Linked DNA regions of Mus musculus: region 2 is linked to region 1. A link is a loop called in an ENCODE intact Hi-C map of the cell type or tissue named here. Cell type or tissue: heart. All regions are shown on one strand. Each heading gives the region's core, and the rest is flanking DNA. Links, peaks and the distances in the headings are about the cores only.

Evidence for each region. Hi-C counts contacts between places; a loop is a spot of excess contacts. Peaks named below come from ENCODE experiments on the same cell type or tissue, not always from the same donor. Only the 100,000 strongest peaks of a DNase experiment are listed, where the experiment ranks them.
Region 2: a loop joins it to region 1, with 2.5 times the contacts of the local background. A loop is called at or near these places in 22 of 42 quality-filtered maps.

The regions. Positions count from the first base shown.
Region 1 is chr8:90,873,648-90,879,024 of GRCm38, reverse strand. All of the region lies in intron 2 of Chd9 (chromodomain helicase DNA binding protein 9), which reads right to left. Among named protein-coding and RNA genes, the nearest start is that of Chd9, 48 kb to the right of the region's middle. In heart, for the core only: no CTCF peak of the experiment used is centred there; DNase peaks (open chromatin) are centred at 1,704 and 2,494; H3K4me3 peaks cover 1,812 bases; H3K27ac peaks cover 1,794 bases.
Region 2 is chr8:90,825,614-90,830,990 of GRCm38, reverse strand. It overlaps Chd9 (chromodomain helicase DNA binding protein 9), which reads right to left and starts at 2,156. Exons shown (of 40, transcript NM_177224.2): 1 at 2,077-2,156. In heart, for the core only: a CTCF peak has its summit at 2,183 (motif pointing left); DNase peaks (open chromatin) are centred at 1,430 and 2,190; H3K4me3 peaks cover 1,751 bases; H3K27ac peaks cover 1,516 bases.

The DNA of each region.
Region 1 (5,377 bases), core at 222-5,221:
AATTGGAGATAGGAAGAACCAAAGTGCAAGGTCAAGCTCATTGTGAGTTCAATCCCAGCCTGAAACCTACAGACAGGAAACCTTGTCTAAATATAAATGAAAACTGTGCTGGGGTTAAGGGCGTTGCTTGGTAATGGAGAGCTTACTTAGTATCATTCTGGCTTTGAGCCTGGGAGGGGAGAAACAAGCAAAAGCAACATTGAAAAGTGTGCCTCATCTGCAGGCTTTTACCTAAACTATGATAAACATGTATCTTTTCTTATATAAGGGAATAAAACAAGTAAGACTAACTTGTGGGGCTGTCTGCTTGATAAGGTAGATAACCCTAAAGTCAGCGGTGACTCCGCCTCTTGTTCCCTCCCCCATCCCTTCCTGAGACAGTTTCACGCAGCCCTGGCTAGCCTCAGATTTTCGCCTCATGTAGCTGAAGATTACTGTGAATTTCTGATTCCCCGACTCTAATTCCCAAGTACTGGAGTTATAGGTGCAATCCACCATACCTGGATCTCAGCTCTTTGTCTTTTATTATTTACTTATTTATTTTTGTTGATTTATGTGTTTGGGCATTTTTGTCTACACGTATGTCTATGCCTCGTGCATGTACCTGGTATCCCAGAGGCCTGAAGAAACACCTTTGGAAATGATGTAATGTTAAGTGGTTACTGGGAATCAAATCTGTGTCCCTTTGGAAAAGCAGCCAATGCTTAGCTTCTTAGCTATCTCTCTAGCCCTTCCTCATTTTATTTATTTATTTATTTATTTATTTATTTATTTATTTATTTATTTATTTATTTTTTACTTGTTTATTTTGCTTTTTATTTTGAACAAAAGGTCTCACTAAGTTGCCCAGGCTGGTTTTGAAGTTTTGATCACCCTGCCTCAGCCTACCAGTTACCTGAGATTCCTAGCCTGTACCACCAAGTGCGGGCTCAGGTATGCACCCTTATACATAACGAATAAACCTTACTCTAGTCATCGGATTTAATGTGGACCCTGAGATTCAGTAGAAGCAGTCTACTAAAATCCCCACTGGACTGATGGACTTAACTTTGTAAGGTCACACACAGTACTGCTGGCTGTTGAAGGGAGATTTTAAGAATGCCTCTGAATTCAGAGCTCTTTCCAACTCAAAGGGGACTGTGATCTTTGGCTATTGGTCACCTTTTTCAGGCACTATGCCCGGGGACGGGGCTTCAAGTTTGACTCTGACTCCTCTCTCAGTCCCTTTTCCCACAGCACCCCCACTGCCCTCTCTTTCAGAAGACACAAAGACTGCACAGGATTGCACAAAGAACCCATACACAAGACACGTAGAGGCCATTCTGTGGGTAACGTAGGGATGACAGCTTGCCCCCTGTGTGTGTTTTCCTAGGCTGACTGACCAGATGAAACATCAAGGTTTGTCCCGTTATTGACATCTTAACTCACTTCTCCCCTTCGGGTGGGCGGTCATGTCGCCAGCCACAATGGCGTTTGTCCCGCATCTGGCCTTGAGCTGGCATCCCTCAGAGAGGGGGTTGGGGAGGGGCAGGGGTGAGCCTGCAGCTCCCAGTGGCTAGCTGTCGGCTTTCCCAGCTGACTCAGCTTGCCACCACCCTCCTCTGCCACCCGCCTGCACACAGCCTCCAGCCTCTTAACTTTCCATTTCCAGGCCTCTCGCTGCTGGCTTCCGGGGGAGGGAGCGCCCCTCCCGCTGCCCGGGGCGTCTGTCTGCAGCCGGGGCTACCAGGGCACCGTGCCCGCTGCCTGGCGGGCCTTGTCTCGGGACAATTACAATCTACCGTCACGGAGTTCGGAATATAGGTCAAGGTGCTCTCAGAAGGGCCCAGGGGAGGATCACCTGACCGGGAGGTGTGGTGACTCAGCGGGAAGGATAGGGAGGGAGGGAGGGATGACTCTGGAATCTCCCTGCCGGCAGGGCCAGCAGGAGACAGAGGAGGTCAAGTTGCCTGTCTGGCTGATTGTCAGCAAAGGAGGAAGAAGCTGCTGGAGACCGTAGGAAGGATAAGATGACCTGTGGTGACCTATCGGAGGTGGCATCCAAATCCTCTCCAAAGCAGCTGTCAGCCCACGAGCAGCTAAAACCACCCCCTCCCACTGTCTCTGCGGCTGTGAACACCTCATTAGCCACCTCCCTGCCAAAGTGAGAAACCAAATTAACATCCAGGATCAATCCAGACTCCATCCACCCAGACCTCCAGAGAAACCAAGGCCACTGGCATATCACATAGAGTCAGGCAGGCAGGCAGCCACCCCTAACAGAGGCAATCTGATTGTGCCCCCTCCGCCCCGATTCTGAATATAAAAACCACTAACCCATTTTATTGTAGATGTCCACATGGCACGAGCCTTCTTTCCGGGGAGAAGCAGCAGCTGCTTGCTCTGTCCCAGCCTCACTTCCTCTGGCTCCAGCTGCTGGTTCCTACCCGCCAAGCGGGGAGTTTCCTCATTCTTGGGGCTCTGGCTAGCTGAGCTGGCTACCCCTTTACCTCCCACCCCCAGCCGCTCACCACCCTCTTCGGGTAGTGCTGCCGGGACTCCCGGGTTCCATGAGTCACAAGCAGGCTGGAGACAGACAGCAGGCTTCCTTTATTAAATCAGCCTCCTGCCCTGCACACCACAGAGGGAAGCTATAATTACTTGTTTGGCCCAGCTTTGAGAACTGAGCCACAGACTGTTTCACGGGGAGGGAAGTTACTGAGTTCTGCAGCTATCTAGTGCACCACCGCCCCTTCGGCAATAAGCACCACGGCCAGGGGTTAAGGACCTGTTACACAAATATCAGATGTTTTGTGTGTGTAATGGGTGCCTTGAGTTGGAATACCCAAGGCTGATCCAGACAGCTATATGAGAGCTGCCAGGAGTTTTTTTGTTTAGAAAACAAAGGCGTTCTGCTTTTTTGCCAGAGTCTATACTTGATGAAGCAGGCCGCCCACTGTTGCTTTATAAGAGATAAAGGAAACGACAGTAAAGCATTGATTTGGGTGTCCAGGTTATGCCTGTTTGATCTCTTAGGCACACAATAGGTACGAAATCACGGTTTCTCAGCTTCTTGACCAGTCTAAAGGAATGTCTGAAATATGAAAACCTAGTCAGCTAAAAAAAAAATTATTTTTTTTAACAAAAAAAAAGCACAAAATCTGAATACGAAAGCAAATGTCACGACTTGTTCGGTTTCCTGTTCATTTCATTCATTCATTCACTCTCGGATTTCAGACATCCCACAAACATTTGGGGCAGCCTGTGTGCCAGGCATCATGAACACATGGGGTTAGTAAATGAACATCGTATGACAGAGTTATACAGGTCAGTAATAGACACAATAACATGTTACTTAGATGATGTGCTAGGGGTAGTAAGTGTGAATAATGCCAGAAAAAAATATAGTAACAGGATATAGGTTTTTTGTTTTTGTTTTTTTTTGTTTTGTTTTGTTTTTTTGATAAAGAAGGAACTGTGAACACCTCTTGACATTTGAGAACAATCTGTAGGTTAGTTCTCTCTCATGGTGAGTTCTCAAGTCAGCACAGTGCTTACTGAGAAAGCGTAACTAATTATGACTTACGTGAGTTACATTTAAAGATATTAAAATTACTTTAAGCTTTGTTCGTAAGCAAAACATGGATACATTTAAAATATAATTGATGCCCGGCAGTGGTGGTGCATGCCTTTAATCCCAGCACTTGGGAGGCAGAGGCAGGGGGATTTCTGAGTTCAAGGCCAGGCGGGTCTACAGAGTGAGTTCCAGGACAGCCAGAGAAACCCTGCCTTGAAAAACAAAACAAAAAAGCAAACAAACAAAAACAAAAAACCATAATTGATGAGTTATAAAGTCAAAAAAGCCAAAAGTACTTCCTAAGGTTCTGGACAGAAGAAACTTCATTAAAGAAATTACTGGGGGGCGGGGAGGCTGGAGAGAAGGCTCTGGAGTTAACAGCACTTGCTGCTCTTGCGGAGAACCTGAGTTTAGTTTCCAGCACCCACCTTTATCCAGCTACAGGGAATCTGATGCCTTCTTCCTGTCTTCACATGCACCCCGCCACATATATGCATACACACAGATACGTATGGAGCACACCTTCAATACGAGCACTTGGGAGACAAGGGAAGGCAGATCTGTGAGTCTGAAGCCAGTCTGGTCTACATAATTCCAAGGCACCCAAGGCTACATTATAAAACCCTGCCCCTAAATAAATTAAAAACAAATATAGAAAACTTAACTAAAGATTTGAAAAAGGATTTTATTGGGCAGCTATGATGTGGTATTAAGAGCTTCAGTGTCAGGTGTAGACTCCGACGTCATCATTTACTACTTCTGTGATTTTGGGGCAGAGTCTTCACTTCCATCCCTATCTACAAAATGTGAAATGACATGGAACCTACCTTCTAGGGTTTATGAATGGGTGAGTGATATTATAATCATAAAGGAAGAGGTGCTGTTTAGCATAGTACCTGGCACTCAGTTAACTGAATAAATGTTATCTATAATTACTGTGTTATTGTTGTTTTTATGATGATAATGAGCTACCAGGCACTATAGTGGATAATGGGGAATCAGGTTAAATAAGAGGATAATGCAGTGCTAACTGGGGGAGACTTCAGAGGTATACTGTGTTTCATTCGATCCTCAAGGGCCCCGCCGAACTACCCACAGCTGTAAAACACCTTTGGACAGTACATAAGCTCCAAGTGAACACAGTGAGTTTCCATTTGCATCCTTCCAGTGGGGAAGACTATCCAGCAATGAAGGGATACAGGTCATCATCAAGGTCATGGCTGTTGGAATGGTGAATGGGTACATTTCTGGTTTCTCCAGAAGACCTGTATGAAGAGATCCAGATCACCTCATCCAGTGTGATGGGAAAGCTGGTAACAGCCCAACAGTCCATGGGTGGGAGGGAAACTCTGCATGGAACTCGAGAGAAAGCACAGCAACCCAGCTGCAGAGACAAACTCTGGAGCACAGCTATACACAACAGCACGCGTGAAGGCTACCAGCCGAAAAGTATAAGGGAAGCAGTGCGTTCCAGAACTCTTCGTGTAGGTTCCAGAAAGCTACCTGTAGGTTCTGGAGGGCTACATGTAACAGGGTGTTCTTTGAAGTGAGAAAAAACAAACAACAAAAACAAAAACAAAAAAAAACCCAAAACCCTATTTCTTTTTGGGAAATGTATGAAATAAAAGCGAAGGAATGGCAAGATTAAGGATGGGTAGGACAGGCAAGGTAGTAGAGGGGTGGGGGTGGGGGAAATCTGCAGTGGGCTCAGCAGATTCCAAGCACACAGATAAATACAGCCAAAGCCAAATGACCTGATATGAATGGTGCAGGGCTCAACAAAAAATGGAAGGCTGTCAAGGGTCAGACATAATGAACATT
Region 2 (5,377 bases), core at 187-5,186, 48 kb after region 1:
GAATAGGAAGCCATTATTAGAATAGAAGCCAGCCATTGTTTGCAGATGGACACCTGAAGAGAGATGACAAAACTTTTTCTTGTTTGACCTCAGCTCAGGACAGGAACATTGGTTGACAACTTTTTCTTTTCTTTGTTTGTTTTTGTTTTTTTCAAGACAGGGTTTCTCTGGGTAGCCCTGGCTGTTCTGGAACTCAAATTGTAGACCAGACTGGACTCGAACTTAGAGAACCATCTGCTTCTGCCTTCTGAGTGCTGGGATTAAAGGTGTGCACTAACACACTGAACTCAGGCGACAATATTTTTGATGTTCTGAAAGGTTCAAATATGACTGTCAAAGTACCAGGGGTATTGATTTGGGGAGACACAATCCAATTTAGCAAGTCTTTGAGTTTGTTAAATATAATGTAGATCTCGTGAACTCCTAGCTGTTTTCATTGTTGTGTATGAGTTCATAGAGGGCTGATTTACCCCTCTCTGTCTTGCCCACATTTTATGGTTTGTGTCAGGAAGCCTACCTGGCACACAGTACGTGCTGGATAACGATTATATTTCCATTGATGGATTGAAGAAGTTCAGTGGAAGGGTCATGCTCGTGACCATGGGTTCACCCCTGGACTAGGTATCTGCTTGGTGTGTGTGTGTGTGTGTGTGTGTGTGTGTGTATGTGTGGTGTGTGTGTGTGTGTGTGTGTGTGTGTGTGTGACAGAGAGAGAGAGAGAGAGAGAGAGAGAGAGAGAACCTAGGGTCTCATGTATACTTAGCAAGCACTCTAGCAACAAAGCCACATTCCTAGCTCCTAGTCTGCCTCTGATCATGTTGATAACTTCCAGCAAGCCCTTTGGTTCCTAAGTCCCAGCTTTTGGGACATCAAAGTGGGGTATCTTAGCTCCCAGATGGGTTACTTCTGTCTACAGTACCTGCTACTCTGTGGATTATGATAAGAGTTGTGATGGTGCACAGGATGAACTGTGCCTGGCACAGAACTACTATCTGTAAACACAGGCTTTCAGTCTTAATCGTTCCCATAGCAACTCTTGAGAGTTTTATACCTCTGTACCCATTCCATAGATGTGGAAACTGAAAGTGAGGGTGATTGAGTGAGTTTATTTAAAGACACAAATAAGGGAGGGCTGGCTCTGGAGAGTCCAGGCTCCTGCTGCTAACACTTGGCTGTTACATAAGATTCACGGGGCCATTTTTTACTAGTTACAAAGTCGTCGTCCACCCCCCCCCCCCGCCCCCGGGTGTGCTTGGCTCCATTGATCAGAAGGATGAGTGCAGCCTGGATCCACTCCTGCACTCATCTGGGATTAGAGTGGGGGAGAACCCCTCTCTCCTCCTATCCACTTGGGGAACCCTTTCATACTGTACATGATTTGATTGGCTCTCTTTTCTCTGGCACTTCTGAGTTCCACCCTTTGGGGTAGGGTGTTGGCTTGTCACACTGAGTTTGACAGCCCAAAGGCAGAGGCAATTGCTGGTTGAAAAGGCAAGAGGGAGGGGGAGGGAAGAGAAGCCTTCCGGGCTTGTAATAGGGTCTTCTCTAACTCTTTTGGTCAAAGAGCCCTTGAATCTGGCTGCAAGCTGGAATCCCCTGGGGGAAGTTTTTAATAAAAGCTCCCCACGTCCAACTCAAACCAATTACATCTGGGGCTCGGGGTGGGGGTGGAGGCATGGAACCCAGACAGCAGCATGCCTTACTATCCCTTAACCAACAATCAATGCATGCCCAAGTTTGAGAAGTGCTGCGATCCTGTTCTCCCCTCAGCTCAACTGGAGGCACCCTAGGACAGCAGTCCCACCTTTCTGTGTTGAAGACTTGCTGTGTGGGGGCTGGGCGTGCCTTCCGGAGGCCCAGGCTCGTGAAGGATGTCTGAGTGCGAGCCAGGGACCTGGGGTTCTGCTCAGCTTAGGCCCAGCTCTGGGACAGCGGGGCTCCAGGTCCTCTTGGGGCAACAGCACATGTGGCCGCTCTGTCCTCGTTGGTCATCAATGCAAACCACAAACGAGGTTGCGCGGCGGCCAACCCACCCCAGCCTCAGACATTCTAGGGACACGCCCGAGGAATCCTTACCTTAGCTGCCGGCGCTGTCCTCCAGTCCCCGGAACCCTAGGACTCTGGTTCCATCTGTCTCCCTCGCCGGCGCCAGACAGGCGCCACTAGAGCGCAGGCACCACCTAGTGGCCGTAAGATGGTAGCGCGGGCAGGGGCTGGGAGGTGCGAGCGCAGTGCAGGGCGGAAATGCAGCTGGGCCTTCCCACGCTGGTGGCTTCCAACACCGCGGAGCCCGGGGGGGGGGCGCAGATTTGGCCTGGGCTGCACCACCTTCACCCCTTGGGGAGCGTGGGGAACGGAATTTGTTGTACTTTTTCTTGGAGGCGTGGAGGAGCTGTCAGGTCTGGGCCTCTGACCTGGGATCCACCCTGGGATTTTCCTGGCAGGGCTCATGGATCTTTCCTTTCCACCGTCAGCTTTCAGTACGCCCTAGTCTGGCGTGGCTTCTCCTTTAAACACCCTGGGAGCATCCGAGGATGCCACGGACTGGGTTTATTTCAAGCCCAGGGATGCCTATCCCTATCAGCAGTCCTTCACGTCACCTCCCACCCTTTCCCTGGTTTTCTGATGCCTCCATTACCTTCTGCTGACCTGTCTGTAACAACCCTGTCTGTACCAGTACGGGGGTGGAGTCCCGGAGACACAATTAGAACCCTTGGGATTTGGCCACCCAGGTGGTGTTTCTTCCGGAGGCTCATTAGCATGTCTTTGGCGGGTCGCCTGGCATCCCTGACTCCTTAGCCTCACATTCCAGCAACAACCTCCTTCATCACTGTGACGCCAAAAACACCCCTTTGGGTTTCCAAATGTCTCCCTGGTTGGAGGGAGAACTGCTCCAGGCTGAGAACTAATTAGCTGATAATTAAGATCAGATGACGCTAAATGAAGTCCACTGTCCACGGAAGTCCTATTACCACGCATTGTAGAGCTGAGGGGATCTTCAGGCCGGTCCTTTCCAGCAGGTTTCAGTATTTTCTTCTAACTAAGACATAGTGGACAGTGTTACAAAAATAGTGGATTTAGGGCTGGTGAGATGGCTCAGCAGGTAAGAGCACCCGACTGCTCTTCCGAAGGTCCTGAGTTCAAATCCCAGCAACCACATGGTGGATCACAACCATCCCTAACGAGATCTGACTCCCTCTTCTGGTGTGTCTGAAGACAGCTAGTGTACTTACATATAATAAATAAATAAATCTTTTTTAAAAAAAGTATAATGAATCCCTTAAAAAAAATAGTGGATTTAGAAAAAACAAAAAATTGCCGGAGTGGTGATTGGTTGTACTCGGGAGTCAGAAGCAGCGTCTGGTTTACATAGTAAACTCCAGGCTAGCCTGGGAAATGTCTCAGCAGGTATAGGCACTTGCCACACACACAGTATGCAAGTATATAATTTTTAGTGGATTATTTTTAAATGCTGGATTATTTAATGCACTCATGCAACCTTTATTTCTTCTTCTTCTTCTTCTTCTTCTTCTTCTTCTTCTTCTTCTTCTTCTTCTTCTTCTTCTTCTTCTTCTTCTTCTTCTTCTTCTTCTTCTTCTTCTTCTTCTTCTTCTTCTTCTTCTTCTTCTTCTTCTTCTTCTTCTTTGTTATTTTGAGACAGGGTTTCTCTATGTAGCCCTGGCTGTCCTGGAACTCACTCTGCAGACCAGGCTGGCCTTAAACTCAGAAATCCACCTGCCTCTGCCTCCCAAGTGCTAGGATTAAAGGTGTGCTCCACTACTGCCTGGCCTGTTTCTTCTTTAAGTGAATATTAACTGAGTCTCTATACCTCAGACACTGAGCAGACAAGGGATCCACTCAAGAACACCACAAAAGCTCTCCCACACTTACAGCCTGCACACCACAGTGAGCGAGACAAAGCAGACACAATACCAGCGTGGAGTAGGGAGGTGGACAGGAAGGTCACACCCAGCTGAGGAACCACTGGGGTTGATAGCTACCTGGAGAGGTTAAGTCATGGTTGGACCCCAAGGTATAGCGACCATACCCTAGGTAGGCTCCACATGCAAGAATAGCAGGCAACAGAAACTGGGGAGGGATACAGGGGAGGGGAGGGGAGGAGAGAGGAGAGAGAGAAAGAGAGAGAGAGAGAGGAAAAGGGAGAGAGAGAGAGAGAGAGAGAGAGAGAGAGAGAATCAGCAAGAAGTTGAATGAGTAGGATCTGGGAGGACCTGAGTGATGAATATATTCAAAATAAATTCTTGAGAATTCATATATATACATATATATAGACATATATACACAATCTTTAAATATACACATGTGTAATATATATGGAGAGAGAGAGAGAGAGATCTTATTATGTAGCCCTTGGCTGACCTGAAATTTAATGCATAGACCAGGATGGCCTGGAGCTTGAGACTTGAGATTTAAAAAGTGCACCACTATACCCAGCTTTAGAGAATTTATATAAAACATTATTAAAAAAAAATCTCACTGGGCGTGGTGGCGCATGCCTTTAATCCCAGCACTCAGGAGGCAGAGGCAGGCGGATTTCTGAGTTCGAGGCCAGCCTGGTCTACAAAGTGAGTTCCAGGACAGCCAGGACTATACAGAGAAACCCAGTCTCAAAAAACAAAAACGAACAAACAAACAAACAAACAAAAAATCCAAAAACAAAACCTCTGCCTTTTTCCAGTTTATATTTAATGTAATAGTCAAACACTTTGTTGTTCTGAGAATGGACCCCAGGGCCTCAAGCTTGCTAGGCAAGGACTCTACCCCTGAGCTACATACCTGCCTCATGTTAACACAGTTTACATGTGTATACACACACACACACACACACACACACACACACACACACACACACTCATTCAGCATGACAAAATTCAGTTCTTCACTGCCATGTACAGTATTGTAAAATGATAACCGTTTAATGGATGGATCCCCAGAAGCAGAAGTGAGGAGCGGTAGATACACAAGGTGCTAAGTCATATGGAAAACTTCTTTTAATCCTGCCAGCTCTCCCTGTGTCATGTGGTGATGGTGTCAACAGTGGAACTCCCAGGCAGTTTTTGAAAAGTCTAAGCCATGCATCCTGTCACCCCACCCAGCAATCCGCTCAGTCACCCCGTGCGTGAGCGCCTCCTTCACCTGTGGACTCTGCCCTGGAGCAATCTGCTCAACACGAACATCAGAGGTGGGGAGGCAGGTGGAAGGAGAGTCCTGTGGGCAATCAATGCCTAGAAGGGCAAAAGGCAGGGTAGTAGGTGTGTCACAGAGAAGCGGGTCCCAGCTTGCTCATTGCGGGGCATAGCCATGGTGAAGGTCAGAGAAGGCTGGCAGCCCTAAGGACAAGCTGGCAGGTGAATTC